Regions from separate parts of the Homo sapiens genome. Here region 2 is linked to region 1. The links are chromatin loops, found by intact Hi-C in ENCODE. Cell type or tissue: left ventricle myocardium inferior. All regions are shown on one strand. Each heading gives the region's core, and the rest is flanking DNA. Links, peaks and the distances in the headings are about the cores only.

Evidence for each region. Peaks named below come from ENCODE experiments on the same cell type or tissue, not always from the same donor. Only the 100,000 strongest peaks of a DNase experiment are listed, where the experiment ranks them.
Region 2: it touches region 1 in a loop (2.0-fold over the local background); 2 of 110 quality-filtered maps call a loop at or near these places.

The regions. Positions count from the first base shown.
Region 1 is chr4:100,581,969-100,597,564 of GRCh38, forward strand. No RefSeq gene overlaps it. Among named protein-coding and RNA genes, the nearest start is that of EMCN, 72 kb to the left of the region's middle. In left ventricle myocardium inferior, for the core only: no CTCF peak of the experiment used is centred there; a DNase peak (open chromatin) is centred at 9,403; H3K4me3 peaks cover 353 bases; H3K27ac peaks cover 1,079 bases.
Region 2 is chr4:100,637,480-100,653,075 of GRCh38, forward strand. No RefSeq gene overlaps it. Among named protein-coding and RNA genes, the nearest start is that of LINC01216, 30 kb to the right of the region's middle. In left ventricle myocardium inferior, for the core only: no CTCF peak of the experiment used is centred there; no DNase peak of the experiment used is centred there.

The DNA.
Region 1 (15,596 bases), core at 4,755-12,754:
ATAGCACATTTGTTCTCTGTTATTTCATAATTAGTTAGAATTCTCTGGCCAAATGATCTGAGGACCATGCTTGTGAGAGAGTTGGGCAAAAAGAAAGTTCTGTGACATCTTTATTTCTTTCACAGTGACACTCTATATCATCTTGGGTGTAAACTTGCACCTGGTATGACTTGTTTCTTTCTTTCTTTCTGTCTCTCTCTTTGTTTCTCTTCCTCCCTTCCTCCCTTCCCTTCCCTTTTCTTTCTTTCTTTCTGTCTTTCTTCTTTCTTTCTTTCTCTCTCTCTCTCTCCAAGAGACTTTCACTCTGTCACCCAGGCTAGACTGCAGTGATGTGATGATAGCTCAATGTAACCTTAAACTCTTGAGCTCAAGTGATCCTCCCACATGAGCCTGCTGAGTAGCTGGGACTCCAGCCACACGCCACCATGCCTGGCTAATTCTTTTTTTATATGTTTAGTTTTTAGCCCAGGCTGATCTCAAATTCCTCACCCCAAGCGATCCTCCTACCTGAACCATCCAAGTCACTGAGATTACAGGCTTGAGCCACCATGCCTGACTTATTTTGTTTTAGCATATCATTTCACTTTATAATCCAAATAAATAATCTTTTCAGGCTACTATGTGAGTTGGGCTTAATTATGTTTATTGATAGGACTGATTTTTTTGTGTTATATTATTTTAGACTTTCTCTTTTCAAGGCTTTAAACATACCATCTTTGCCTCTGCTTTCTGTGTTGTTAAATATAATCTTATTTTTAAAGACAGTATCACAATATTTACTCTTCTAATTTTGCTCATTTTTTAAATTATTGCGGATTATAATGTTTACATTTGGGCCTGAACTTGTAGCCTTAACATTTGTTTAGTCTTTGTTCTATAGTTGAATAGATTCAATGATCACCACAAATTTCTTTGCTGTGGCTTTTCCACTCATTTCTTGATTGGCGAAATCTTGCTCACCATGAGATTCCTCAAGAACAGATGAGAATAATTCTTGTGAATTCTTGCATTTGGTATTCCTTGAAATGTATAGGCTGAAATATTCTTTTATTTTAGCAAAGTCTTAATAAATTATATATTTAAATGCTTTTGTGTCTCTTTTTATTTTAATTTATTTCTCTATAACTCCTAGTATGCTATATTGGTCCTTCTTGGTTTATCTTTTGCATCTATGAAGATGTAATGCAATATCATTAGTTTTTAATTTATTTTCCCCTTTGTGAAGAAGAGAAACCAAAAAGGAAGTTTGTCCCTGAGATGCAAATAAATATTCCTTCAATACTTGTGCCTAGATTGTGGTCAGACATCTGCATGAAATTTAACCAATGATATTTTCCAGGTCTTGTTTGAAGTTTCACTGGGATATGCAAAGTGGGTGGTCTCAGATTGTTGAAGGCAGTATAGGTTTTGTTTCTGTTGGAACTTGAAGTAGAGTCTTGGTCGAGAATATCAAATGATAGTGTGATTGGAGAGAACCTGAAACTCCACAAATTATGCCACCTATCCAAAACAAAGTGATACTTACTTTACATGTTTTGAAATATAAGTGTTTAAAGCTTTACCTGTTTATCTCCTGTAATTTTATGAAATGTTCTAAAAAATCTGAAGACACCAGAGAAATAATCATGTTGGCCAAGAAGTCCCTAATGTTATTGGTTCAGACCAGGTCCAAAGCTACTGTCAGGGCAGCTGACAGCCCTGTGCCTGGTTCCCCAATTTTTGGCTACTTTGGGTGGCCATCCTACTTTCTGCTGTTACTAAGAGGAATGTGACTGGTGACATTCTGTAACTCCTAGGCATAGGGACAAAAAAAGGGAACCAGATCCAGGTCCTGCATGATAAAAAAGGGGAAAAATCTACGGGAAGTGAGTCGGGAGTGTAAAGAGTGCCAAAACATACCTCTGATTTAATTCTTCAGCTGCTCAGTGAATTACATATCTTCCATTCTGCAGATATTACACATATTTTCCTGTTTTTAGTGTTTCCTTTTTCCACTTTCTGTCAAAGATAGGGGAAAATGGAAATATTTATCCCTGCACATATGGCAATCAATTTTGCCAGTAAGCACAGATCTTAAAACCATGTTGACCCTCTCATAAAATAAGGTATTTTCAATTGCTTGCTCATATCTTGGAAGTACACGTCATTTTGCATACTCATACTCATATCCTTAGTAATCTGCCATGTGTCTGAATATCTTATTATCAATGATACTTTACTATCTATCTCTGCTCTTTCAAGTGCCTGTATAGACTTTAATCAGTTAATAAAAGAACATCGCAATATGTGGTGATTAAAGAATATGTACTCTAGCATAAGATAACTTGGTTTAAATGGGCAATTTATTTAATGTCTCTAAGCCTTGGCAATAGGGAACGTGCTAGTAACTACCTCATAAAGTTATGATGAGGAATAAATCCATTCATATGTTTAGCAATATTTATTGAGCACCTACTATGATAAGAACTATGAAGAAAAACAATGCAAGATGAGGGAAAAGAGAACGACGGGGTGCTACTTCAGATATAACTGTCAGAGAAATCTGCTCTAGGAAGATTATATTTGAGGAAAGATTTGAATGAAGTGAGGAAGTATGTCATGCAAATACTTGGGTCTGAAGGTTCTAGACAGAAGAAAGAATAATTATAAGAATGCTGTGTTGGGAATCTTATTACCATGATCAAGAAGTTGGATGAATTTATATTGTGCTTTTCCAAATTTGAGCTGTCTAGATTTAATGGCCTCAAGAAGACAAAGCCAGGGTTGAGTGGGGAGAGCTGTACTGCATAAGAGTTCTCAAAGCTGGAGTCCTTCTTAAGGATTCCAGGCCAAAAACAAATTATATTCTACATATAGAATGTAGTGTGGAAGGGGGCATCTTATCATCTGGAGTATGTATGTATTTACTACGTAAATGTCTTAGTCTATTCATGCTATAATGAGAAATAACCATAGACTGCATTATTTATAAAGAACAGATATTTTTTGCTCACAGGTCTAGAGCCTGGAAAGTCCAAGATTACGATGCCAACATTGAGTGTCTGGTGAGGACTGCTCTCTGCTTCCAAGATGGTGCCTTGTTGTTGTAACCTTACACGGCAGAAGGTGAAAGGGAAAAAGGGTCTTGTTAGTTATCTCCATCCCTTTTATAAGGCACTAATTCCATCTATGAGGGCAGAGACCTCATGGCCTAATTACTCCTAAAGGTGTCATCTCTTAATATTTTGCACTGGGCTCTCAATATATTCCCCCAAAATTTTTCGTTGGGTATTTAATCCCCAATGCAACAGTGTTGGGTGGTGTGTCCTTTTTGGAGTTGATTAGCTCATAAGGATTCTGCCTTCATGAGCAGATTAGTGAGTTATAAAAAGGGCTTATGGGAGTAAGTATGCCCTCTTTTTTGCTCTTTTGCCACGTGAAGGCACAATTTCATTCTCTCTCACCCTTCCACCATGTGAGAACACAACAAAAAGGCACTTATCAAATGCTGACATCTTAATCTTGGACTTCCCAGTTTTCAGAACTGTGACAAATAAATTTCTATTCTTTACAAATTACCCAGTCTGTGGTATTGCACAAACTGGACTAAGACAGGGATTACACCTCATAGTGAATTTTGGAGAGAACACAAACATTCAAACCATAGCAATGAGTAAAAGATACTTATCATAGAAAATTTTAAAGGCACAAACATAAAGAAGAGTAGAAAAGAAAAAGAATGAAGGGAGAAAGAGGAGAAAGAAATCATCTGTTAAGCTGCCACCCAAACATAAGTACAGTTGTTTTATTTGTTCCTTTTTGGCAAACTTCTATAAGCTCTATAAACCTGTACATAAATTTTTAGATCGTTTTAAACATATCTTTTTATTAGCTATGTGTACTTATTCTTAATAAAGTTGAGCCATAATTTACCCAATGATTGTAACCTTATGATAACCTCTCTTCATAATGTTTAAACATTCTTTCTCTTCATATGACAGCAATTGTGCTTCCGATATCCATGAAAGGAGAGAACACATAATAATAAAAATGTTCCATTAATTCAGTGATACGTTCAATGAGTTTGTAGATCAATAACCAGAACAATATGTATACACATTTGAAAAATTAGTTAGTTTACCGATAGAGAGATTGATAGATAATAGGATGTAAAGATTATTCAATTTAAGAACATGCTTGAAACACAAGCTCTTAGACTCTTTGTAAAATTTTAGCCATCCTCTCTCCCATAAACATGCAGCTACTCACAGATTAGGATGTACAGGTTAGGTAAGGCAATGGTCCTTAGAGTATGCTCTCAGGGCCGACTTCATCAGCATCATCTGCAAATTTGTTTGAAATACTAATCATTGGCCCCCATCCATGACCTACTGAATCAGAAGCTTTAAGAATGTGCTGTTGAATTCTGTTTTATCAAGATATCCTGGTGATTCTGATGCACACTGAAATTGGAGTACCAGTGAAAGCGAGCTCTCCTTTCATGACAGTTGAATCCTGTAACTACTAGTAATTAGCAATTGAACTTCCTACCCATTATATCCTCTAAGCTTCAATTTTCTCATGTCTATAAAAAAACAGAATCAGCAAACCAACATTATACTGTCGTAAAGATTAAATGGTATAACTCGTGACAGCAACTAGAAGTGTCTCTGGCATACGATATACACATTCATTCAAGGACCAGTTAAGTACCTACTATGTGGCAAGCACTGGTAGAAAAAGAGTAGATCATCTTTTCATGGACCTCATCTAGCAAGTGAAGACAAGCCGGTGTGTATATGTGTGTGTTTAATCAAATGTCATATTTGTCATGATAACATTAAGTTGGAGCCCAAGGAAGGGGGGAGTTAATTACACTTGAGAAGGGCAGAATCAGGAAAGGCTCCACAGAGGAGAACTTTTATCCACAGAACCCAGATAAGTTAAGCCTTGGAAGTGTGAAAAAAATTAAGCCTGTGGAGGTGGTAAGAAAAGGTCACCATATATAATCTGAATGAGACAACAAAATTTACTTCATTATTGGATGCAATGAAAGTAAGAGAGCAGTCAAAGAGGAAGCCACAATAATTAAAAGTGACAAAATTTCAGAAAGAGAAAAAGATAACATGAGAAATGAGTGAAGGATTTAAATGGCTTTATATTTCTGGTGTCCCAGCAATGTTAATTTCCCTCTTTTTCCTTAACATTTTTATCCTGGTGAAATCTGATAAAAACTAAGTTTTTAAGTCAGCATTGATGCTGGAGGTTTGAGAAGGGGAGCATAGAAAAGCTGTATTACAATATGGAGCCCAAGTGGAAAGGTAAAGGGACCTTAGGAAATTTTTTGTTTTTGTTTTTTCTCATTCTCTAATTCTCTGGCTGATTGCCAGAATGACTGACAAACCAGCAGCTTTTGGGGAGGAAATGGTGGGGTTGGAGGGGAAGAAGAAAGGTAAAAGCAAGAAGGAAGAGAAAGAGAGGAGAGAATTGGAGGAGTCCTTTAAGGAATTCATCATATTCAAGGCCAGGTAGCCTGAAGCAGATTTTTAGATGTACTGAAGTAATCAGCCTTTGAGTTCTTTGGATCCTCTGTGGCACATTATTTATGACTGAGTTCTTTGTGTGTAGTTATTTTTAATGACTTTGTTCCCAATCTAAGCCCTTGGTACCTTTGTGCCAGCACAGCCCCTGTGAAAATTGACCACTTTGTTCTGTTTATAAAGGACTACAGATTTACAGATGCTGAAAATAAAACTCACAGAGTCCATAATGTAGACATTCTTGGTCTTCTGTCTTACCTTATTCTACATTTAAAATGTTTTCCCAGCCACAGTCATAATAATGGTTTATTGCATAGCCCAAAGATAGAGGCCCCAGAGCATTCACTCCCTTAACGCAATTAAAGACAGTAGTTTGGACCTTCTCTCCTTGCTACTCTCATCTCTCCTGGTAGGACAGAGAAATGATTCTGCTTTATGTAAATATTATGGATGTGCATTCTGTCTCTGTATCTCAGGGTTTGAAATTTCCCACTTTAGAAGACATTTACCACTTTCCTTTGCTTCTCCCAAACATAAAACAAATCTCAAAGAATAAAGGAAAGCGAGTTGATACACCATAATACGCAGTTGCAGTATCATTAAATTGCATACACATAGTCACACTCAGAGAGAACTGGGACGCCAGCTTCTAATTTGTTATCAAATAAACATTGTCTCCAGTTGTTTTCCAGAGGTTAGGGTGTAACTTCAGTAACTGAAGAGGGGAATAAACAAAGTTAGCATCAAGTTATAGTCTGATGCAACCTTAAAGTCTGCATTTTAAGGTCTGGGTGAGCTCATCTGTCATGAGGCCTAAAATAAACAAGTGTCCAAGATGGAAACAATGGTGTAGTTAAAATCATCCACATAAGTGAGTCAAGCACCCAAAATGCCTTCTGCCGGGGACAAAGCAAAATTCTGAGGGCAGAATCTGATGATTGTCCCTTTAAGACATTAAGATATTTAAATTACCACAGGAACGCAACACACATCGTTTTATTCTACTTGTCAAATGTTGTAAAATAATCACGTTGATAAAATATGAAACTATTGGGTTGTCCACGTTCTGAGTTATAAGACTTTACAATACCAGGGACTTTATAATATCAGAAGATTTAGGTTTTTCAAAAATCCAAATGGTTATGAAATGGAGAGAGGGATTGAAATAAAGGATTATTTCTCTGAATGGACTGCAACAGATCAAAGGACAAGATCAAGGCTAAAGAGCAAATATCAAGGAGTTTAACAACTGACATTCTTCTCCATCTCAATAAATGACCAGAAACTTGGAGTCATCGTTGACTCTGCTCTTTGTCTCCTATTTTATATCTAAGTAAGTCACAAATTCCAGCAGCACTGCCACCACCCTGGTCCAAGTGTCAGTCATTGTCCTGCGAGTTTTGCTATGGTTGTAGCTTATAAATTGTTCTACCTTCATCCCACACTTACCCCTCTGTAGTCTATTTTCAACCAGGCAAGTGGAGTGATACTGTTGGAATTTAAGCTAAACTCTATCGATGACTACCCATGTCTCTTAGAATGAAATCCAAATTCTTTACAGTAACCTGAAAAACCCTACTTCATCAGGCCTTCTCTACTTGTATGATGTCTTCCCTGACCCCACTGCACCTAACTGCTTCTTGCTCACTTCATTGCAACAACATTGGCCTCCTTGTACTTCACACCTGCTGAACATGCTTCAGCCTCAGGACATTTGAATTTGCTAACCCTTCTGCCTGAAATACTCTTCCCTTAGATATCTGAAAAGTTTTCTTCCTCATCTATTTATGCGTCTTTGGTTTAAAATTTTACTTTAAAAAGTAAAACATTTCATGACCACCCTATTTAAAACTAGTTTCTTCCCTCACTCCCAGGATTCCCTGGCCCCTACCGTTCTTTATCTTCTACTATAGTAGTCGTTATCTCTTACAAACTACATATTTTATTTGTTCTAATTTTTTTTAATCTGCTTTCTTCCACTAGGGATGTTTGTTTCTTTTTGTATGGCCATTTTCCAGAGTAATTAGAATAGCAGGGCAAGGCAGGTAGGGCCTCAAGAAATAGTCATTAAAATGTTAAAAAGACTTTCAAACAATGCTAATTGTGCTACTTATAAAACCAGCCCTGCTTTAGTCCCTATGGATATTTAAAAACAAACAAACAAACAAACAAAAAAACAGATCTGAAGATTCCCAGGAGAACGCAGACCATGCTTGCAGCTCTGGGACAATGATGACTTATAACAAAAAAGGGAAGAGGAAATTCTGAGGAAACTGGCCATCCAGAGAGGTTTGGTGTACTCAGTGCACTGGGGACATCAATTTGGGAGCAAATATTTAGGAAGGAAAAAAACCATTTTAAAAAATGGTTTACCAGAAATTAACCAACAGCATTTTCCTAAATTCATTAAAGTTTCAACAGTAATGTCCATATTTCCAAGTCACAATGACATTCGATGTAATGGAAAAAACACATCTGGCATTAAAAAATATTAGTGTTAATGATATGAATTTATTCATATTCAAAATTTGGGGTTAAAAAACCAGGCTTACTTGCTTCCAGACTAACTCTTTGTGACTCCACTGTGACTTTATTTAGGCCCTGGATTAGTGAGACCATTCTAATTTCTCAAACCTTGACTAGGATTAAAATTTCCATGGTACAAAGAAATGACTTGGTTAAAAGAGAAAAAACTTTCCTTCTTCTTATTTTGAATAGAGAATGCGTAGTGCACTGAAGACCTTCAGCGATGGTTGTGTGTTATCTGAAAGCTGATCCCAATGGACTTTGACAATGCACACTGGTGTCCACCATTCACTTTCAACTGGACACGTCTCTATCCTCAGGCTTGCTCTTCTGAGGAGGTGGAGAGAATCTTAAGTGAGAACTGTAAAGGAAAACTTCTAGGTAATAAATAGCTTCAGTAGAGAATAACATGAATGATTCTACTCAGGATCATCTCAAAGGCTGAAATGAGTCACTTTACATTTGAAGATATTACAACAACATCAGATGCACAGAGGATTCCTTTTCCTTTTTAACAATATCAAGTTGAGTCTCATGGCTCACTGGAGAAGCTGAATCACAAAAATGACATAGAAGCTCATGGCCAGTATCTTAAAGAGGCATACAAAATTGCTCATCCTGTTATTTTCTGAGAGAAAATATCTTACTTCTTCAAAACATGCAGGTGGTGGAAGAGCGTATCTAAGGGAGCCAAATCAGATAGGAGCATTTCAGAAACCCACACGGAATCCATGTGGTACCAAAAGTTCTCAGGAGTTAGCAGCATCCACATGTCATTGCATTTTTTTACTCTCCTTGATAAATTTGATGTCATAAAGTGATAGTTTCAGTCTTAGTCCCTTCTGTTAAAAAGGAATCAATGATTAAAAGCCAAATTGTTTCTATTGTAAATAGTAGCATTTCTTGCAACTCCTAGCCACCTTTACTGCCAAAAATAAAATATACATTGTAAGAGCTAAGAGGACTAATTCTTTTATATTGTTGCTTCTCTTAATAAGAAATCCTTTTGGTTTCAACTGTGTAACTGCAACATTGGTCCTCTCACATTTTCCTCAGTTGCTCAAGTTGCCAAGTGCATGGAATATCCTGTTTTTTCAATTAAACTTACCACTGCTTTTCATTTTATCCCCTCTGAGCTTCATAAGCTTCTTTGGGTACCATGCAATGGAGTTCAGAGGCCAGCTTAAAAAAATTAAAAAAACCCAACAATCTGCTTTGCAAAGCTGAGTAAATATGCATAAACACGTTCACACTACCTGTATCTGAAAGAGTTAAGAGCTCCTGAACAGTACTTCAAGGTCAGCAGTTTGCTTTCATCCGTTTCCAGCACTTTGCATAGCTGGCAGCCCTCCATCCTTTGGAGAGTAGAGGGACAGCAGAGTGCACAAGACTTACAGTCTCAGCCAGAATTTCCATAATCACATCAACAGATGGAATAATAATCACTGCTGAAGTTGCTGCACAATCTTTCTGATCCAAGGAAACTTCCTTCTGATTCAATTCAAAATTATTTCTGCTGGCAACTTAGACATAGGCATTCTTATTTTCTGGAAATGTTACAAGTTAAGGTGATTTTAAGGTAACTGAACAGTATAAGCCCTGCATTTGAATATAGTACTGTGGAGGGAGCCACATGTGTGCAGGGAGGTTGAGCAAAGGCTGGGCATTTCCGAGTGCTACATGGGACGTGACATTTCTTTGGTGACTTGCAGCAGTGACTGTGAGGTCTGCCACTCTGCGACATTATGTCCTGGCCGCCTGGGCTCTATCTCCACGGTTGGGATTCTAGTCATGACTGCTTGAAGCTGTCCTTCCCCATTCTCTATATAGCAGGTTAATTCTATTCTTGATTATTCCATGGGGAAAAATCAGTTATATTGAAGAGAATTTTAGATCAACACAATTAGAATCATACTTTCTAGAATCTGGTATGTTAGGGTACTTAATGTTGATTTCTAGACAACAGCTGTGACTCTACCTAAGCTCTGAATCTGCACCGTATGAAAGTGTGACAAAGTTAAGATACCCATAAATATGATGAACAACACCTCTATTGTGTAGATTTTAAAGTTGTTTTGAGGTTTAAGGCTTTATTACATCAAGAATTATCTGAGAGTATCTCGAACTAGACATTGATTTCTCGAATTAATTCTTCTAATTATTCATCAGTGGAGAATCGTTTACCAATATAATGTCCAGGTCACATATGTGGTCAATTTGAATAACCATGAGAGTATAATATAAACATGGATCTGTCTTCACTTGAGAATTCATAAAAAGTGCCACAGTAATTATGTCTGTGTGACATAATCTACTAAAAAAATAATGAAAATGGTAGGAAAAAAATACATTACTTCAGGAGAAAAACAAAATTTTAAAAAGAAATTGGCTTATTTTTGAGTGGCTTTCTCTCACTTCAACTTAGTTATTTCTTGTTTGATTTTTTTTCATTTTGTTCTTTTTTATTGCGATCTCCTATATGTTAAGCACTATTCCAGACACTAAGGATAATTTAAGAGTCTGTCTTTCTCTCCGGACATCCTAAGGTCGCTTAGAGTTTTCATCCCTTACATAGCTTCAGCCGAAATCTACAAGTCTCTGAAATCTATATTTTCAGTAGCAACTTCTCTTCCAAGCTTCAAACCAATATTACATACTTTGAAGGAGGTAGGGGAGGATGTCTAAAGTTACCAATAAAATGCATGATGCCCAATAATTTATCCTGCAAGAAATACTAAAACAGGTTCATTGCTTATCTGCCATTTAAATTTAACTAGGCTTCTTGTGTTTTAATTTGCTGATTTTGGAAACCCTGGGGATGGGGGTCAAGATACATTTTGTTCTTTTGTGTTTTGATCTCTGCATTTCCCATTCTCCTGATTCTGAGCAGTAATCAAGCTCTAAGAACTTCCTTATCTTATGGATTTGTACAGAGCAGAAAGCCTACACTGTAACTTGATGAAAAGAGTGTGCTCCTTGTTTAAAGAGAGGAGGAGAGAAAAAAAAAAATTAAAAGGAGACTGACCTACAGGAAGGATTTCCCCTAGATGAAGAGTGGTCAGAGATTGGCAGATTTTACATTTATCAGGGGCCAGGACATTGCTTGGAAACAGAGCAGGGCAATGGCAAGACTTTGAACAGGATGGTTTGGAGGAATGGTGCACCTAAGGAGGTAGTATCCATGCCACCAAGGTTCCCAGCCTCAGCATCAACTCACATGCTTGACCAATAATACAGAAGCAGTGAAAACATCAGACTTGAAGGTACTGCGTGCATTGCAACAAGGAATGATTCAGTGAAAACAAGTGTTGGCTGGTGAATTGCTGGGTTTTCATTAATGCTTTGGGATCAAATAATATCACAGAACATTTGCACCAGGGAAACCTAGATTATAGACTGTGATTGAATTTCCTTCTATGCAAAGAAGTACGAGTCTTATAATGTAATGCAAGTTGATTTAGAGGGAAAAATGAAGTGGGATATTTCTTCCATACTTCATCTGTGAAATCAAATTTAGAACCTTTTCTGTGGCAGACAATGATGGTTACTTACTCAAAAACCTCCTTGTTCTCCAAATTTATCTTTGCTGTGTCCTTATCAGTGATAAGAAGGTATCCCGACCCAAGCCACTGGGACCTGGAAATTTTTCTTTTTCTAATTAAAGAAAAAAAAATTATGTGGAAAAGAAACTATCATTTTGCCTTTGGACTTGGTTGTTAGGGTATGCCCCCTGAATTTGTGACAATCATCTTTTGATTATGAGGAAACAAGTATAAGAAAAAAAGACAATCTTCAGGAAGAGAAAATGGAGAGATGAACAGAATTCAAAGTTGTTATGATATCACTGAATTACTCATTAGTTAACTCTGCTACTTTCCTGCTTCAGAACTTTTTATGAGATAATAAATTTTTAAGACACATTTAGTGGGCTATTTCATAGTTTGCATCTACAAGAATCCAAAATGATACATTGTTACCATCACAGATTGGGTTTCCAGAAGCAAATGCTGAGACACAGTTTAAGTGCATTGTGTTTACTAGGGACGAACAGCTGCAGAAAGGATGGGGAAGAAGTACAACTGGGCAAAGGAAGAAGTGGAAGTGGCAGGGAGCTCTGTAGCAAGTGTTGCTTACTAGATGTTGTGCAACAGGTCATGATGGCTAGAACTTTATACCCCTGCCATGCTCAGTCACTGGGGGCAGGCTGCTCTGGTAGAGATGTGACCTCAAGCAAAGGATTTATCTGAATCTAAGGCAGATCTGATGGGCAAGATAGCAGGACGCTGGCTTCTGACCACATGTTCTGCAGCTAAACAGCAAGCCCTTCCTTGAAGTCTGATCTGGGTATCTTTGTGTTCACATCAGCTATATGCATACATGCGTATGTATTCACATACATAAATACATATATATACACACACACACCTACCAAATGTATCGTTACTCTGACATTCAAATACCTCAGATTCAATGGGATCAAAATTAAAAGATGGTTCCACTCATGAAGATAATTTAGGATTGACCTCTCAAATCATCGTCATGTCTTTCCTCCTTGCCTTCACCCATCAATGACTATTACTAAGCCTAGTAATATCTTACTTCAGTCCTCATTTTTACTCATTCACATTGATGTTAGGGAAATCCAAGCCTCATTATGCTTCAAGTAAGGCTAAAGTCATTGAGTTTCCTAACCTTAAATTTGATTTCCTAAACACTATTATTAACTTGTGTTTCATATAGCAACAGTCTGGTTGTGCCGTTACTCCTCTTAAAAACCCTCTATAACCCTATTTTGTCTATTAAGTCGCAGCAACCTTTATTGGTTTTTCATCCAACAAAAACCTCAAGATCCTGCTTCTAACTTATTCATTTATTTTAAGACAATGAGTTGATTAGTAATTCTAATGGAAGTCATTCTATTTCTTGCCTTTCTGCCTTTCTTTCAGCCATGCCAGTCTGGAAATCTTTCTTTACTCTCATTTGTGCTTTCTAAAATTTTATCAAATAGAAGTATGACCCACTAAACCCACCAGTCAGTAAGCCACACCAAGACATACTGGTTGAATGTTTGTCCTAACTTTAGTATATCACATAGTCTGCCTTTTATTATGTTTTCAAGGCTGACTTGCCCAGTAAGCACACTAAATAGCTGCTTAAGGCACCAGAAAATCAGGACAGAGCAGATTGAGTTTGTATGTCACTATGATCTATATACTTGTTCTGCATGTAGGCCAGAAAGTGTCGTAGCACCAGCACAAACTGTTCCATCATGACTGTAAATCTGGGACTCAATTGGCAACTTCTTTCTCACATTGATTTTAAATATATATCATGTGTTTCTCACTTTATGCCCAGGGGTTCCTGTCGGAGGCAGGAGATGTTGTGGAAACTACTCAGTGTCCACACATGCATAACTTATGTGTCACACTTGAAACAATGTGAGACAGGATTATAACTTGTGCATGAACCTGACAAGATGGGCCTTCCCTTACCAAGGCTGAGCTAACCTTACTCCTGCTGAATGCTCAACCTGCTGGCAGCAGAGACCAAGATTGAGCACTGTGGTTGCACTCCTCAGGGAGTCCAGTTAGCCATTTGGTAACAGATCAATTTTGTGTCTTTTCACTTTTAAAAGGGCAGTAATACATTCTTATAGAAATTATTTTATACAACTCCTGTGGGGTTGGGATACTAACTTCTGGAATGCACAATTATCTACCGAGCCACCTTACTTGAAAGAAAACTTTTGCCAATGCAAAATAAGTTACACCAAATTAGAGGTTGCAGCCACCATCTGGCCTTTTTTAAGGCAAAGACAGGAGTTACTATACTAGTGGGAGTAATCAAGCCCAATCACCATGAAGAAGCTAGGGTGGTTGCTACACATTGGACTTAGGGATGAGTATCTAGAATTCAAGGGATTAACTGTGTTGTCTCTTGGGACTCCTACATCAGTTGAAAACTATAAATGGGCAGTTGTAACAATAACAGCTTGACAAGGGCAAGACAACTATGGGCTGAGACCTCTTGGGGATGAAGATCTGGGTTTTCCCACTAGGCTGGCAGTCCACCAAGCAAGAATGTTAGCTGAGGATGAAAGAAATCTAAAGAGGGAGACAGTGGAGAAAGATGATGAGTATCACTTACAGACCAGGAACCAACTGCAACAGTGGGTACCAGAGCTTGCTTTGCTGACCCTTTTAAAGGCTTTTTTTGAAGGTTGAAATGTTGATAAATTAGATTTGTACATTACATCCCAGGGAGAAATGAGAGCATCTTTACCTTAGGAAAGACATGGATATATGTCATTAGAAGAATGAATGGATCTGAAAGGCAGTTTTTGTTTATGTGACACCCAAATTCATGCACTTGCTTTGCTTTTGGGCCAGAGTGAGCATTAGCAGCTGTTTACATCAGTTCCATGGTCCTGCAGCCAGATTTCCACTTGCTGCCACCATCTTCACTACAGACCTATAGCCTGCCTTGCAGATTACTCCTAGTTACTCCTATTGTTCACATGAATTCTCCAACAGTTCCTACATCACATCATGCCATGCACCTTTATCTCATATTCTGGCACTGCCCTGGTGCCACTGAGGTATGAGTTACCCCAAGGTTCACTTAGCATTTATGCACATGCAACCCAAGTGCTGGGATTATCAGGCGTGAGCCACTGCGCCCAGCCAGTCCTTTGTTTCTTTAAAACATTTTTAATTGCAATGTTTTGTTTTTCAATGAGTGCCTTGTGGAGTTTTTGTGGCATTTTAAAATTTTGGAATATGAGTTTATTGTTACAGTAATGCATTGCTAATATCTTCTGGTGCGCAGCTTGTCTTTTACTCTCTTTAAGGCAACTTTTAGTGAACAGAAGCACTTGATATTAATGAAGTCCAATTTACCAATTATTTTAATTGTTAGGATTTTGTGTTCCATCTAAAGCATCTTTGCCAACTCTAAGGTGAAGAATATCATCTCCTAAATTTTCTTTTAGATGTCTTATTTATTGCATTTCGTTTGAGGTAAAGCATTCATTTCAATTTTTTTAATACACTGGAAGGTAGGGGAACAGAGAGCTTCTTGGATCATGTTATTCGATGTGTTACATCAGTTTGAGAAATTCTGAGTCAGAGTTTCTTTAAAAACTCACTCTCTTCCATTTTCTCTCTCCAATTATACATGTTAGATTTTATCACATGCCGAATGTTTCCTACTTATACTGCTTCCTGTATTTTTAATGTATTTTTCTTCTCTATGGATCATTTTGAAGACTTTGCAAGGAGTTTCGCAAGAAACTGCCAAACCATCTTCCAAAGTAGCTGTACCATTTTGATTCCCACCAGCAGTGAATGGGAGTTTCTGTTCCTCCACATTCTCCGCAATAGTGTTTTGGATTGGGCTATTCTAATAGGTGTGGAGTGGTAGCTCATTCTTGCTTTAATTTGCAATTCCCTAGTGACATGTGATGTTGAACATCTTTTCATATGCTGATTTGTCATCTGTATATCTTCTTTGGTGGGGCGTCTGTTCAGGTCTTTACCATTTTTTTGCATT
Region 2 (15,596 bases), core at 2,845-10,844, 54 kb after region 1:
CATGAACCATAAATAATCACCTGAATATACAAAACTCACCAGTAATAGTAAGTACACAGAAAAACACAGAATATTATAACATTGTCACTGTGGTGTAAAACTACTCTTATCCTAAAACTACTCTTATCCTAAGCAAAAAGACTAAACCACACACCAGTCAAAAATAAAAACTACAACAAATTTTCAAGACATAGGTGGGACAATTATATATAAATAGAAAAAGCAAAAAGATGAAAAGTAACAGGACGAAGTTAAGGAATAGAGCTTTTTTTGGTTTTCTTTTTGCTTGCTTGCTTTTTTGTTTATTCAAATAGTGTTAAGTTGTTATCAGGTTAAAGTAATGGGTTAGAAGACAGTATTTGAAAGCCTCATGGTAACATCCAACCAAAAAACATACAATGGATACACAAAAAATAAAAAGCAGGAAACTAAATTATTTCACCAGAGAGAAATGACCTTCACTAAATGAAGACAGGAAGAAAGAAAAGAAGAAAGAGAAGACCACAAAACAGCCAGTAAACACTTAACAAATGGCAGGAGTAAGATTTTGCTTATCAATAATAACATTAAATATAAATGAAATAAACTCTCCAATCAAAAGACATAGACTGGCTGAATGGATTTAAAAAATACCAATTAATTTGTTCTTTATAAGAAACACAATTCACCTCTAAATAAACACAAAGACTGAAAATAAAGGATTGGAATGAGATATTCTATGCCAATGGAAACCAAAAAAGAGGAGGAGTTACTATACTTATATCAGTCAAAATAGATTTCAAGACAAAAACTATAAGAGATAAAGAAGATCACTATATAATAATAAAGGAGTCAATTCAGCAAGAGGATATAACAAGTTTAAATACATATGCACCAACACTGGAGCAACCAGATATGTAAAGCAAACATTATTAGTGCTAAAGAGAGAAACAGGCCCTAATACAATAATATCTGCAGTTTTCAACACCCCAACTTCAGCATTGGACAGATTTTATATATACATACATATGTATATACGTACACACATATATATAATCTATCAGACTTAATCTTCACTATATACCAAATGCACCTAATAAATATTTACGGAGCATTTTATCCAATGGCTGCAGTATACACACTCTTTTCCTCAGCACATAGAGCATTCCCAAAAATTGACCATATGTTAGGTCACAAAACAAGTATTAAAACATACAAAAATTGAAATAATATCAAGCATCTTTTCTGACTACAATGGAATAAAACTAGAAATTAATAACAAGAACTTTGGAAGCTATACGAATACCTAGAAGTTAAACAATATGCTCCTGAAAGACCAGTGCGTCACTGAACAAACTAAGAGGGATATTGAAAAATTTGTTGGAACAAATGATAATAAAAACACAATATGCCAAAACATATGGGATACAGCAAAAGCAGTGCTCAGATGGAATTTTATAGCTATAAGTGTGTATATTAAAAACAAGGAAAAACTTCCAATAAACAATCTAATGGTGCATCTTAAAGAGGTAGAAAAGCAAGAGCAAACAAAATCCAAAAGTAGTAGAAGAAAAGAAATAATAACAATCAGAGCAGAAATAAAAGAAATTGAAATGGAAAATATATATATAAAAGTTCAATGAAACAAAAAGTTGTCTTTTTGAAAAATTAAGCAAAATTGACAAACTTTGAGCCAAACAAACTAAAAAAGAGAGAGTATCGCTTGATCCTAGGAGGCGGAGGTTGCAGTGAGCTGAGATCCTGCCACTGCACTCCAGCCTGGGCGACAGAGCAAGACTCCATTCAAAAAAAAGAAAAGGAAAGAAAAGAAAGAAACGAAAAGAAAAGAAAAAGAAACAAAAAGAAGAGAAAGGAAAGGAAATCCTTTCCTCTAAGATTGGAAACACAACAAGGATGCCCATTGTCACCACTGTTATTCAACATAGTACTGGAAGTCCCAGCTAGAGCAATCAGAGAAGAGAAGCATATAAAGGACATACAAATCAGAAAGGAAGAAGTTGAATTCTCCTTGTCTGCAGATGATATGATCTTATATTTGAAAAAACTTAAAGCCTCCACAAGGAAACTATTAAAACTGATAAGCAAACTCAGGAAAGTTGCAGGATACAAAATCAACATCCAAAAATTAGTAGCATTTCTATATGCCAACAGTGAACAATGTGAAAAAGAAATAAAACATAATCCCATTTGCAATAGCTGCACATGAAATTAAATACCTAGGAATTAACTAAAACAGTGAAAGATCTCTATAATGAAAACTATAAAACACTGATGAAAGATGTTGAAGAGGACACACCCAAACATAGAAAAATATTCCATGTTCATGTTAAAATGCCCATACTACCTGAAGTAATCTACAGATCCAATGAAATCTCTATAAAAATACCAATGACCTTCTTCACAGAAATAGAAAAAGAAATCTAAAATTTATAAGGAATCACAAATGACCCAGAATAGCCAAAGCTATCCTAAGCCTAAATAAATAAATAAATAAAGCTGGAGGAACTGCATTACCTGACTTCAAATTATGCTGCAGAGCTATAGTGACCAAAACAGCATGATACTGGCATAAAAACAAACACATAGACCAATGAAACAGAATAGAGAACCCAGAAACAAATCCACATACCTATAGTGAACTCATTTTTGACAAAGTTGCCAAGAACATACGCTTCAGAAAAGGCAGTTTCTTGAATAAATGATGGTGGGAAAACTGAATATCCATATGCAGAAGAATGGAATTAGACCCCTATCTATCACCAGATACAAAAATCAAATCAAAATGGTATAAGACTTAAATCTAAGATCTAAAAGTATGTTACTACTACAAGAAAACATTGGGGAATTTCTCCAGGACATTGGTCTGTGCAAAAATTTCTTGAGCAACAACCCACAAGCATAAACAACCAAAGCAAAAATAGACAAATGAGATCATATCAAGTTAAAAACCTCCTGCACAGCAAAGCATACAATCAACAAAGCTAAGAGACAACCCACAGAATGGGACAAAATACTTCCAAACTACCCATCTGACAAGAGATTAATAACCAGAATACATAAGGAGCTCAAACAACTCTGCAGAAAAAAAATCTAAAAATCCAATCCCAAAAGGACAAAATATTTGAGGAGATATTTCTCAAAAGTAGTCACACAAATTGCAAAAAAGCATATGAAAATCAGCTCAACATCACTGATCATCAGAGAAATGCAAATCAAAACTACAGTGAGATATCTTCTCATACCAGTTAAAATAGTTTATACTGAAAAGACAGGCAATAAGAAATGCTGGCAAGGATTTGGTGAAAAGGGAACCCTTATACACTATTGTTGGGAATGTAAATTAGTACAACCACTGTGGAGAACAGTTTGAGGGATCCTCAAAAAAATAAAAAGAGAGGTACCATATTATCCAGCAATCCTACTTCTGGTTATATATCCAAAAGAAAAGAAATCAGTATATCAAAGAGATATCTGCTCCCATATTCTTACTTATCTGTGGGATATAAAAATCAAAACAATTGAACTCATGGACATAGAGAGTAGAAAGATGGTTATCAGAGGCTGAGAAACATAGTGGGAAGGTGGAGGGTGCATGGTCAGGCAGGGATGGTTAATGGGTACTAAAAAATATAAATAGAAAGAATGAAAAGACCTAGTACTTGATAGCACAACAGCGTGACTATAGTCAATAATAACTTAATTGTACATTTAAAAATAACTTAAAGAGTGTAATTGGATTGTTCGTAACTGAAATAATCAATGATTGGAGGGATGTGTACCATATTCTCCATGATATACTTATTTCACATTGCATGCCTACATCAAAATATCTCGTATATCCAATATGTACATCTACTATGTATCCACAAAAATAAAATGTAAAAATAAAATAAAACAATAAAAGCAAAGTAGTTCTGATGGGTCTTATTGGCAGTGATGGGAAAAAAGCATTTGCCAGATTAATAATTGCATACCAGGTTCCAGAGGATGTGTTAATTTCCTCAAGCAATAAAACCACAGCTGCTACCACAGTTGTAATTGGAGTCACCACTTAGTGAAGCTTACAATAATTCACTGACATTCTCCAAGATCCATCTGTTTTATGCATGTCAAATAGGCTAATCAAATGGGGATATGATGGGAATCATCAGCTCTGCATCTTCCAAGTCCTTGATCATGGCACTAATCTCTATAATCACCCCAGAAATGCAATATTGTTACAGTTTACTATTTTCCCAGGCATAGGCAGTTCTAGAGACTTTTTCTTGGCCTTTTCTCCCATAAGAACCTTTGCATTAACAGTAGACACTCAAAGAGGCTGAGAATTACACTTAAGTTGTAATTCAGCCAATTGCAGGATGAGATTCTATAGTTGATTTTCAGCAATATTAGCCTTGTAGCTACGGTAAATAAGGGTCTCCTTGAGGGCAGATATAGAAGCTTTCAGGCCATTTATGAGCCCATCCTTTTCTTTTCCCGCCTTATTCAGAGACGATAGTAGCAACAAGCTAATCTTGTTATACTCATTAGTTTGCCAAAAATGTTTGAAAGTATTATATACGCAGTCAAACAGGTTCTTGCCTTTTTTAAGTGGTTGATTAAGAGTGACCAATGGTAACATGTTGGACTATCATCAGAGCTCTCTTTGTTACTGGAAATAGAGTCTTTAGTATTTTTAAATCTAATCTAATTATAGAGCCAATTCTAGAAAACCCAGGACCAATTCAGAAAAACACATTCTTAAAGTTCTGTCCCTCTAGAACCATTCCTAGCATCACAATCTGTATTAGGGTTCTCTATATAAACAAAATAAAGAAGATTTCATATATCTATATAATAAATAAATGTAATAAAATTTATATAAATTTATATATGGGTATATATAAGTTTATCTATATATACATATATGTAAAGTAAAAGTAAAAAAGTATTTTACATTTTACATTTATCTTTCTTTCTATCCATATATATATACATATAGGGATAGAACATGAGAAATAAATTTATTATAAGAAATTGGCTCATGCCATTGCAATTATGATGGCTGAGATGTTCCAAGATCTGCAATCAGCAAGCTGGATACCAAGGAGAACCTATAGTATAGATCCAGTTTGAAGACAAATGCTTGAGAACCCAAAGGTATAAGTTCCAGTCTGAAAGCTGGTAGGCTGAAGACCCAAGAACCAATGTTGCAGCCCAAGTTCAAAGGCTAGAAAATGCCAATATTCTAGCTCATGCAGTCAGGCAGAAGGAATTCCCTTTTATTCCTAAGTGTGTCAGCCTTTTTGTTGTATTTAGGTCTTCAGCTGATTAGAGGAGGTCCACTCACATTGGGGAAGGAAATCTGCTTACTCAGTTTACTGATTCAAAAGTTAATCTCATCCAAAATCATTCTCACAGACACAGTTGGAATAAAGCTTGATGAAATATCTGGGCATCCTGTGATTCAGTCAAGTTGACACAAAATTAAACATGACATGTTACTGAACACAAATACTTGGCACATTAGAAAAAATGAAAACTTAAAATCATTAGGCCAAAAATATTGTTATTTTAATATTTTCTTTCTAATTTATCTCAGTTTTACTTAATTAAAAATTTTCACAAGTCTTTCTTTGGAGGTCACTGCCTAGAATATCTTTACAGTTGTTGAAATTGTACCCTCTATTCAATTCATCCTGCATATTTCTAATCAAATCAATACCTTACACTTCTTTTCTCCTGTAACATTTATATGCTCCTCTTTTAGCAATCAACACAGCTTGTCTTTTGGAAGAGACACAGAAATGTCGGTATATTGTCTGTTTCTCCCAGTGAGTACCTTAGCTTCCAGTACCAAAAAGTTGTTTAATTTTAAAAATCTTAATCATATATTTAATTTAATATGTCCCAAAAATAATCATTTCCAAACATTGTTAATTTTAATCCCCTGCTGAATGAAGTGGACAATCTTGTTTCTGCTAAATGTTCAACAAATGTTTATTGAGGTGAAAAAAAATTTTTTAAAGTAAACTAATCTCCTATTTTAAAAACGGAAGAGTTTACCAAGATGAATAGTGGATCATATTTAAAGCTCTCTTAGTTAGAATTTTGGACACATACTTTTTACATTAAAGGCTCAGTCCCAATCCTACATTTCAATTTCACACACATACAGCAATTTCCTGACTGAATATTCTAAATTGCAGTCCTCTGGAGAACTCTAGCAAATGGTCCCTTCTCCCACATATGGTTTATCTCACACAAAAAGACCCACATTTGCAACCTGAGTCAACCTGTGCAGAAAGAAAAATACTGTAGAGTGTGGAAACTTTATTACTATTCTTAATTGCATTCTTGGTACAGTGAGAGTAATGATTTTACCACACCTTACAGAATAAACCACTTTTTTCTCCTTGAGCAGTTTCTTCCAGAAGAGAATTGAGTCTATTAAACAAGTAGTTGGCCAATAGTGGCCAAAAAATAGTATTTACAAACATTTATAAATAATATAAAAGTAAAGTCATTTTGAAATAAAAGTTATTATAAACGTGTGATGGCAGACAGTAAGTAGTTAAAGGAATAAGAGGTGATAGAGTGTGAGTAAAGAATTTCAACCAGGTGAATTGGTAACTTTTCATGGTACACATTTTTTGACTTTGGAAAGCTTCTCCTACTCCATTTTCTCTAAACTGTCAACAGCCTCCAAAATTTCTTGGGGAAAAATCCTAAAATTATCTAAATCCAGATAAGCATATTTTTAGACTGCTAGTGTGCTGGATGTGAAGTTGCACTTATCAACCCTAGAAAGAATGTAATGTTCCCCGCTACTTCAAAGCAACCAGATTTAGAATCAACACTGATTTTACCAACACAAATTTTAGTGTTGGATTTTAGTGTTGAATTGGTTTGCATTGTAGAGCAGAGGAAGATTGACACCATAGGGGGCCCTTGAAGCATATGGCTTTGTCCATCTGGAAACGGGGTAGTGTGCTATTGCTGCCAAAGGCTCACTGAATGTTCTGGGTTTAGATATGTCTAAATAAAAATAAAATAAAACATGTGTATTACACTTCGGCAAAATGTTTAATACTTTACAGTCATACATGAAGAAAATGTAAAGAAGGATAGGTCTATCGTCTATCCTGGTCTATTCTGGAAATTTTAGTGTTGGAGAGAAGCAACTTGAAATCAGGGCAACAAATCAGCACAGGTAAGGATTCTCTAACTTTGCCAGGATAATAAAAAATGGTTGACAGAAGAAAGACTGCCTGTAAGATTTCCCTGATTATTGTTTAGGAGGAAACATTGCCTTTGCCTAGCAGCTAAGAAATTGTAGTACTAAAGAACCTTGAGCACAGGAGCTTTATTTCTTCTTTTAACCACTGTGTGCCCAGAACACAGCACAATGTCTTGTATGTAGGAGACACCCAAAATATTCATTGCAAGTTTGGGTGTGTAGGTTACACAATGTATACCTACCAGCACACTCTGAGCCTTGGCTACTCTTGCTACTTAAACAAGGTTGAGTTTCTGTCTTTTAATTTCACTCTTTGATATTTAACGATTAAGATGACATAATTAGTATTCAATAAAAGGTGGGGAAGGTAAATGGAGGACCTCTTGACATTGTCAATGTCATCCTGACTCCATATACTCTCAGAGAAACTCTGCTAGGTTTCCCTTTTTAAAGTTATAACATTAAGGCCTCTGAGCAAATGATTTTTTAAAAATCCAGTAAACATTGTCAATATAGCTCTGCTTTCTTTTTCGCAAGGATTGATTCCCTCTTTTCTTCTCTTTATTTATTTAAATATATCATTTTTCCTCTGGATTCCCCTCTCTGTTTCTCCTTTTCTCTCCCCTTTCTTTCTCTTTCTCTTGTTCTTCTCTTTTCCTTTCTGTCACTCTCTTTCTCTGGTTCTTCTCTTTTCCTTTCTGTCACTCTCTTTCTCTGGTTCTTCTGCCTGACAAATCACAGAATCTCTTTCTTTCTCTCCCTTTCTCTTTCTCTCTCTCTCTCTCTCTATATATATATAGATATAGATATAGGTATATATTTACATATCTCTCTCTATAGAAATATATATACTTATATATATTTATAGATCTATAAATATATATACTTATATATATTTATAGATATCAATATATAGATCTATATATTGATATCTATAAATATATATGTTATACCTATATATTTATAGATATATATATTTATATTTAATTATATTTAAATATATATATTTAATATTTATTTATATTTATATTTAATTATATTTAAATATATATAAATATATATATTTATATATAAGTATATATATTTATATATATTTATATATAAGTATATATATTTATATATATTTATATATATAAGTATATATATTTATATATATTTATATATATAAGTATATATATTTAGATATATATTTATATATAAGTATATATATTTATATATATACTTATATATATAAGTAATATATATATATTTATAGATATAAGTAATATATATATAACTTATATATATTTATAGATCTATAAATATATATGAGACATAAACATATAATATCTATATAGAGAGATCTCATCTTTTAAAAAATATCAACTATATAAACTATAGATACCTTAGTGAGGTTACAGAAGTATGGGATATTTACTTTATTTTTTTTTTTCTTCCAATCATTATTTTAGGTTCAGGGGGTACATGTGCAGGTTTGTTACATGGGTAAGTTGCATGTGGCTCAGGTTTGGTATACAAATGATTTCATCACCCAGGTAGTACCCAATGGGTAGTTTTTTTTATCCTCATCCTCCTCTCACCCTCCACCTTGAAGTAAGTCCCAGTGTCTATTGTTTCCCTCTTTGTGTTCATGTGTACTCAAGAGATATTTAGTTTCTGACTTAAGTAGCTGAATAATGTTAGAAGTTGCTAATGTTTCCACTTCAAAGGAGTTTTCTATCATTAGTGGATCAAGTGATCCCTAGAAATATTTTGTCAATTGTATGTCACTACCTTGAACCTGAGAGCCTTTTATAAATGTTTGATATCACTTTCATTAATGATGTTTATATTTTCCTGAACAGGGAGAAAAAACAGATATTCCCATTTAATAAAAGTGTTTACTCAATATTTTTTTTTCCTCAGTAGGCAAATAACTGAAAGACACTGAAGTATGGAATAAAGTGTATATGGCATTTTGTAAGCATATAATATGGCCTTGGTTATGCACTGAAGAAAGTGGGGTTTTGAAACATTGTGTCATGGTGGCTGAGAGAGTTTTTTTTTTTTTTTTTTTTTTTTTTTTTTACAAGAAGTCCAGCTCTCTTTGGGGAGGTAGTTATGAGCAGTGCCTGAGGCTTCAGCAAAGCCGCTGTCTCCAGGAGGCTCACCAGCCTGGCCTGGAGCTCCTGTAGGTTGCATTATTTCACTACTTATTATGGCTGCAAAAAAGTTTAGTATGAAATGTATTACGCAAACTGAAATTATGAATTTCTTGGTTAAAAAAAGTTTTATGACAATAATCCAATTCAAAAACTATTTTTTAAAAAAATAAGCTTTGACCATAAGAAAAAAAATTACTATTTCCTTGTTTCCAATTTTCTTTATTTAAAAACATGATTTTAATGGAAAATTTATATGTGCTCAGGATAAAAAAAATCAAATACTCCTGACCTTCACTCTTAACTCACCAGAGGCAGCTTCTGTCAACATTTTCTTGTGCTTATATAGCTCTCTTTATGTGTGTATAGATCTTGCTTTCACTCATTATGCTTTGACATTTTTTCATAATGAAAACTATTGGTCTGTTATATTACAATCTGTCATAAAACCCATTGAATGGTTATGGTATACTTCATTTATCTAGCCCCTTGTTGACGGACAATAAAGTTTTTTCAAATTTTTTATTAATATAAAAATGTTGTATTAAACACTTTTGCATTCATCTTTGCCTGCTTGAATGAGTATGCTTATTTTTAAAATGTTCTTACAAATGGAATTTTTGGACCAAGAGTTTGTGCACTTTAAATTTTGATGAATGGTGCCAAATGGTTATTCAAAGGGAATGTACCTATAGACATTTCCCCATCCACTTCAATATTGGGCAATATTGCACACTTAATCTTTTCCTATCTGAATGATAAGAACTTGAATCTCACATTGATTTACATTCCATCTTATGAATGAAGTGGCACACATTTTCATGTGATTAATGATATTTCTATTTATTTCCTGGCAGATTCATAATGTGAATACATTTTTAATTTGTGGACCCTCAATGAGTCCTCTTAGTTTCTGCCAAGTTTCTTTCCCAGCTAGCAACGAAAGATTCTTAAAATAAGTTACATGCCCCTTCACCACTCCTGGCCAACAGTCCAGAATCAGAACAACAGTACCGCATTCAGAAAAAATTATAGGAAACAGAGAAAGATGGGGAACTGGGGAGAGAAAAAGAAGGGACAACGAGAGGGCCCAGACTTCTGAGTATTGTCACTTTGAACTCCACACCTGCTGAAAAGAGATTTTTTTAAATGCTCCTGTCCATCAGTGTAAGAGACTGACAGTAATTCCAGAATTTTCTCTGGCTCTCACCAACCCTCTTCGCCCAGACAGTAGTTGTTTGGATGGGTAAGGAGTCAAGAACTCTACAGAAGCATCATAGTACTGCATTGGATTTTAAACTAAAGGTAAACATATTACTCAGTGACCTACTTTAACAGCATACTTGTAAATAAATAAGGAAAATATATGCAAGTACAATCCTCTCACTTCTCTGTTTACCCTTGTGGAAATCATACACCTAGGAGAATGATTTCAATCACTGGACTCTCCCACCTTGCTTCTGTAAACTGTGAGTGAAACATGACAGGCAGATATGGTGTTTTCATAAAATTTGTTTTTATTTCTAAGCATGAGTTACTCTAATATGACTGTGACTGCTTTCACTTACAACACATTAAATGACATCCCCTCACCTTATGTATGTGTGAGGACTATAGAGTGATAAGATTGAAAAATCACACAGTAAAATTAATCTCTTCACTTCATTGCCACCATACAGATAGGGCTTTCCATTCACCTTTCTTGTTTTCTAAAAATAAATACATAACTGAGAACAAATCTAACTTTTTCATCCATTATGATTTATCAGTCATTATCATATCATTTCTTGCTTCATGTGCTGCTTACTGGCCTGTGCTGAAAATAAAAATACTTAAGAGAAGGGATTGATACACAAAAGAGTAATGATGATAATATGGGAGGGGGAATATAAAGAATCCTAAAAATGATAAAAAATCAGTACTTAATCTTTTTTTAAATAAAGAAGGGGCTCAAATTCTCCCTCTTTTGCTGTAGAAAAATTATTTATAGATCTGGTACAAGGAGGCAGGTTCTAGGCAAGGAACCACTGTCAGCTCTGTCGCTCTTGAGGCAAATGCAAGGTCTCCTGATTAGTAATGAGTGAAGATGCTGGCCCTCCTTCAATTGTCCATGTGTCCTAGAAGTGTGTATCCATTTTTTGACATTATTGCTATTTGAATGCCCATAAGAAACCCGTGGACTTATGAATATGCAAGAAGAGCTTCAACCTCACTGGTTTGTACATTTAAGAATTATTCTACTATATCCTCCTTTATTCTTTCTTTACTATTACTATTTTTAAAAAATCAAAATATCAAGTATCTATGTTTAATGCAGTATGACATGCTAGGTATGCAAAAATCTACACAAATCCACATGTATGTATTCTCAGTTTATAATTTAAAACAACACTGTCCTGTAACAAAATTTTGGAGTCAGTGTTAGAAGTGTTTTTTATTAACTGCAAACAGCAAATTGCCCAGCAGCCAGGGGAATGAGTCAGCAGCATTTTAATAATTTTATTTACTCTGAGAAAACAAAATAACAGGTTTTCATTGAATAAATATCATTTTATGTTTATTCAATGACAAAAATAAATTGGGAGAAATTGTTTTTCAAAAATTGCAGAATTATTTAATCTATCTTTGAAACTAGAGTTCTTTCTTACAATAGAGTTTGGGACTCATTTTTAAAGTACTGAGGAACTAATCCTTGATATGTTTAAGCAATAAATTTCCTTTGGTCCCTATTTTAGTCATTTCCTACATCCCATGAACAGGAAATGGGAGGAGTGGCTGTTTCCCATTTATCTAATCTATCTCTATCCTTGGAGACTAAGGTTAAATTCAACTCCTTTCTTGCCCATGGGCTGACAGGCGGGAATCATTCAGAGATAGCAACCACCCACTTAATTTTTGTGTGTGAGACATTATCCTCTCTAGATAGCAATGATAAAGGGCTAGAGGGAAAAAATCTGTGTCACCAATTCAAACATACCTGAAATTTCTCTAACTGAGCAAAGAGAAACTATAAATAGGTTCGAAGTGTATCATGCAAATATGAATTTTTTCTATCATGATTATCTTCTTTTCTATGGTAAAATTTACATTAAATGTTTAATAATAGTGTAATAGGAATAATCTCCTTTCCTTCAAGTATGAAGATGACATTATCAACTTTGCAACATTGGGCCTGTAATTTGAATTATTGTCTATGTAATGAGGCAATTTGGAAATTTTCTATTCATTATAATATAAAAAGGATACATAAAAAATAATACTCAGCTTAAGATACAAACATCTGTCATGGAGGGTGGAAAGAAACTTGTACACTAAGCGTTTACATTTCTTATAGGGGTAAGGTACAAATAAAATAATAAGGATTAACGGCTTAACTATTTCCAGGGCCAAAAGACTTGAGAAAGCTTTGCTGCATTTGCATTGGTCTGTGGATGGCTAGGCTTTTCACTCTGTAAATGAGAAAAAGCAATTTTCACTTTTCTCACCAGTTTCATGCCATCATCTCATTCCAGAAGAATTGCCTCTTGGGGAAACTAGTGATTAACTTGGGATTCTGGGAATTTGCTTTACTAGATTGTAGAAATCATGTAACTTCAATATTTGTCTCAGGATCTATACAAAAAGAATAAGAAATTAGAAACAAATAAAGAGCTGGGATTATAATGGTGGTTTAAAAAAATGCTGTTACAGACAAATCCTTCAGTTTTAAAAACCTTGTTAAGAGTTCTCTTGCATTCCCTACTTGCTTAAAAAGTAATTGCTGCCCATATTCTCTCATGTTTGAGTTCTAGAAGTAAACTTTAAAATATTACTTAATACCTATATGTTACTTTGAAACTAACATGACTACAAACAGCACCCCAACTCCCAAATTGAAATGCCTAAGGAACCTGCAGTTAATCAATCTGTGACCTTTTGGATACACTGTGACCTTGGGATGTCATCTGATCCTTTGTTCTCTATCTTCTGCTTTTGATGAAGGCAGAGCGGCCATGTGTCTGCAAAGTTATTTATTAGAGACAAGAGGAATGCATATCAGGATGTATTCATAAACTTTTTTGATCTCTTTGGAAGATGACACAAATAGAAATATCATTAAATTTGCATTTATAATCAAAATCCAAAAGGATTTGGAAGATGATTACTTTATAAGCAAATGTAAAAAGAAAAGACAACTAAGAAATGCTTGCAAAAGTAAAGCATTCCCTGATGAAGTACTCTGAGGTTGAATGTCATTCATATTTTAATTAAAGAACCAAACATGTCTTCTGAAATTCAACTGCCTAAGCTAGGTTTTACTTCATGAAAAGATTATAGGACACTTGGCAATTAGAGGTTGTGGGTAAAGGGAAGTCAAGTCTGATTCCCTTTCCTGCCTCTGTGATGACAAGTCTTTTCCTTGGAGAGTCAGCTTGTCTTCACAAAGAAAAGACTCTACCTGGTAAGATCTTTTGATAGTTGGAATGGTTCTTTAATGCCCTAAATCTCCAGCCAGAAGATCTCACCAACATCCCATTAGTAGGTTGGTGAGCACTGATCCCATATGCTCTATTTTCTTTTACAATTAAATATAATTTCTCTTTTACATATGAGTATTTAATGATGATTGTTATATATTATTTGTCACTATCTTTTAATTAATCATCTAATTACTTTCACTGTGAAGAGGCATTCACAATCTTCTGATCTTAATTTGGTTTCACAAACAAACGTTTCAACCAGAGAGAATGCATAATACAATAACATAAATGTGGCTGTTGTATTCTTCCTTATAAGTTGGAAAGATTTGCCAGCCTGCTTATCAATAAATAAGATTTGTTACCAAGGTTGGGGTGGACCTGAGACTGCAGGTGATTGTAAAGGACTCAGTTCCCAGGGTTGACAGTCCTGAAGGAAAGAAACCAAATGGGCCATTACAGAGATATGAATTATTTTCTTTCATTCTTGTTTCTAAACCCAAACTAGCAGGCCTAACAAATCAAACTGGCAGCAATAACTAGAAGCAAAGTATTAAGAAAAATAAAACATCTGCCATGTTACATGTCACAAAATGGCACGCAGTGGCAGGATTGCAGTCAGGTGAGGTCCTGGAGAGAGCACAGTGCCACTGTGTAGCAGCAGCTTGGCTACTTCTCCTATTCATATTGTGAAACATTAACTTTTTCTTTGTAAAAAGAGAAGTTTGGACACATCAATTTTTCTTTGGAAATGTCAGCTTCCCTTCGCCATTTCCCAATCTTATGTCTTGTGGTTGGTTCCCTGATATGCTTGCAGCTTATCACTCTTTTAATCTGTGAACCTTAGGATACCTGGCTAGCAGTGCACACTGTATAGCATGTGACTACTGTTCTTAAGGCTGGAATTATAGTAATGTCTTTATTGACTTTTTGCCCCTTGGGCAGAGTAATGTATGAGAATCCGAACTCAATTATTGTCTTTCTGGGAGAGAAAAAAATGTAAGAAAAGAGGACTACACAAAATTTAAAAGAATGTTCCAAGAACAAAAATAGTCAAACATGTCACACGTCCATAGCTTATTTTGCATCTAACATGAAAAGTATGGCTTTGCATAGAAAGTAAATCCAAGATTGAATGAAAATTAGAAGACCTAGCTTGTAATCTTTGCATCTGCCACTATTTAAATGAAAATTAGAAGGCTTATCTTGTAATCTCAGCATTTGCCAGTATCTGCATAAGTGACCCAGTGACCCAGGAAAAAGCATCCTTTCTGCATCTAAACTTGTATTTTTTTTTTTTTTTTTAAGAGATGGAGTCTCGCTGTGTTGCCAGGCTGGAGTGCAGTGGTGCAATCTCGGCCCACTGCAAACTCCACCTCCCAGGTTCAAGCGATTCTCCTGCCTCAGCCTCCCGAGTAGTTGGGACTACAGCCGCGCACCACCACGTCCAGCTAATTTTTGTATTTTTAGTAGAGACGGGGTTTCACCATGTTGGCCAGGATGGTCTCGAGCTCTTGACCTTGTGATCTGCCCACCTTGGCCTCCCAAAGTGCTGGGATTACAGGCGTGAGCCACCGCACCTGGCCCTAAACTTGTATATTTCTAAAAGCCAAGCCTGAAGTTTAGTTCTTGGATAATATGCCAAGTCAAGACTTATTTTAAATACATATTCTATATGTAAGATAACATGATAGTATGTTAATATGTACATTAAGATATTCCTCGGCTCTGTCACAATTCCTAGTCCCTCTTTCACTTGGTACATTCGTCTTTTATTTA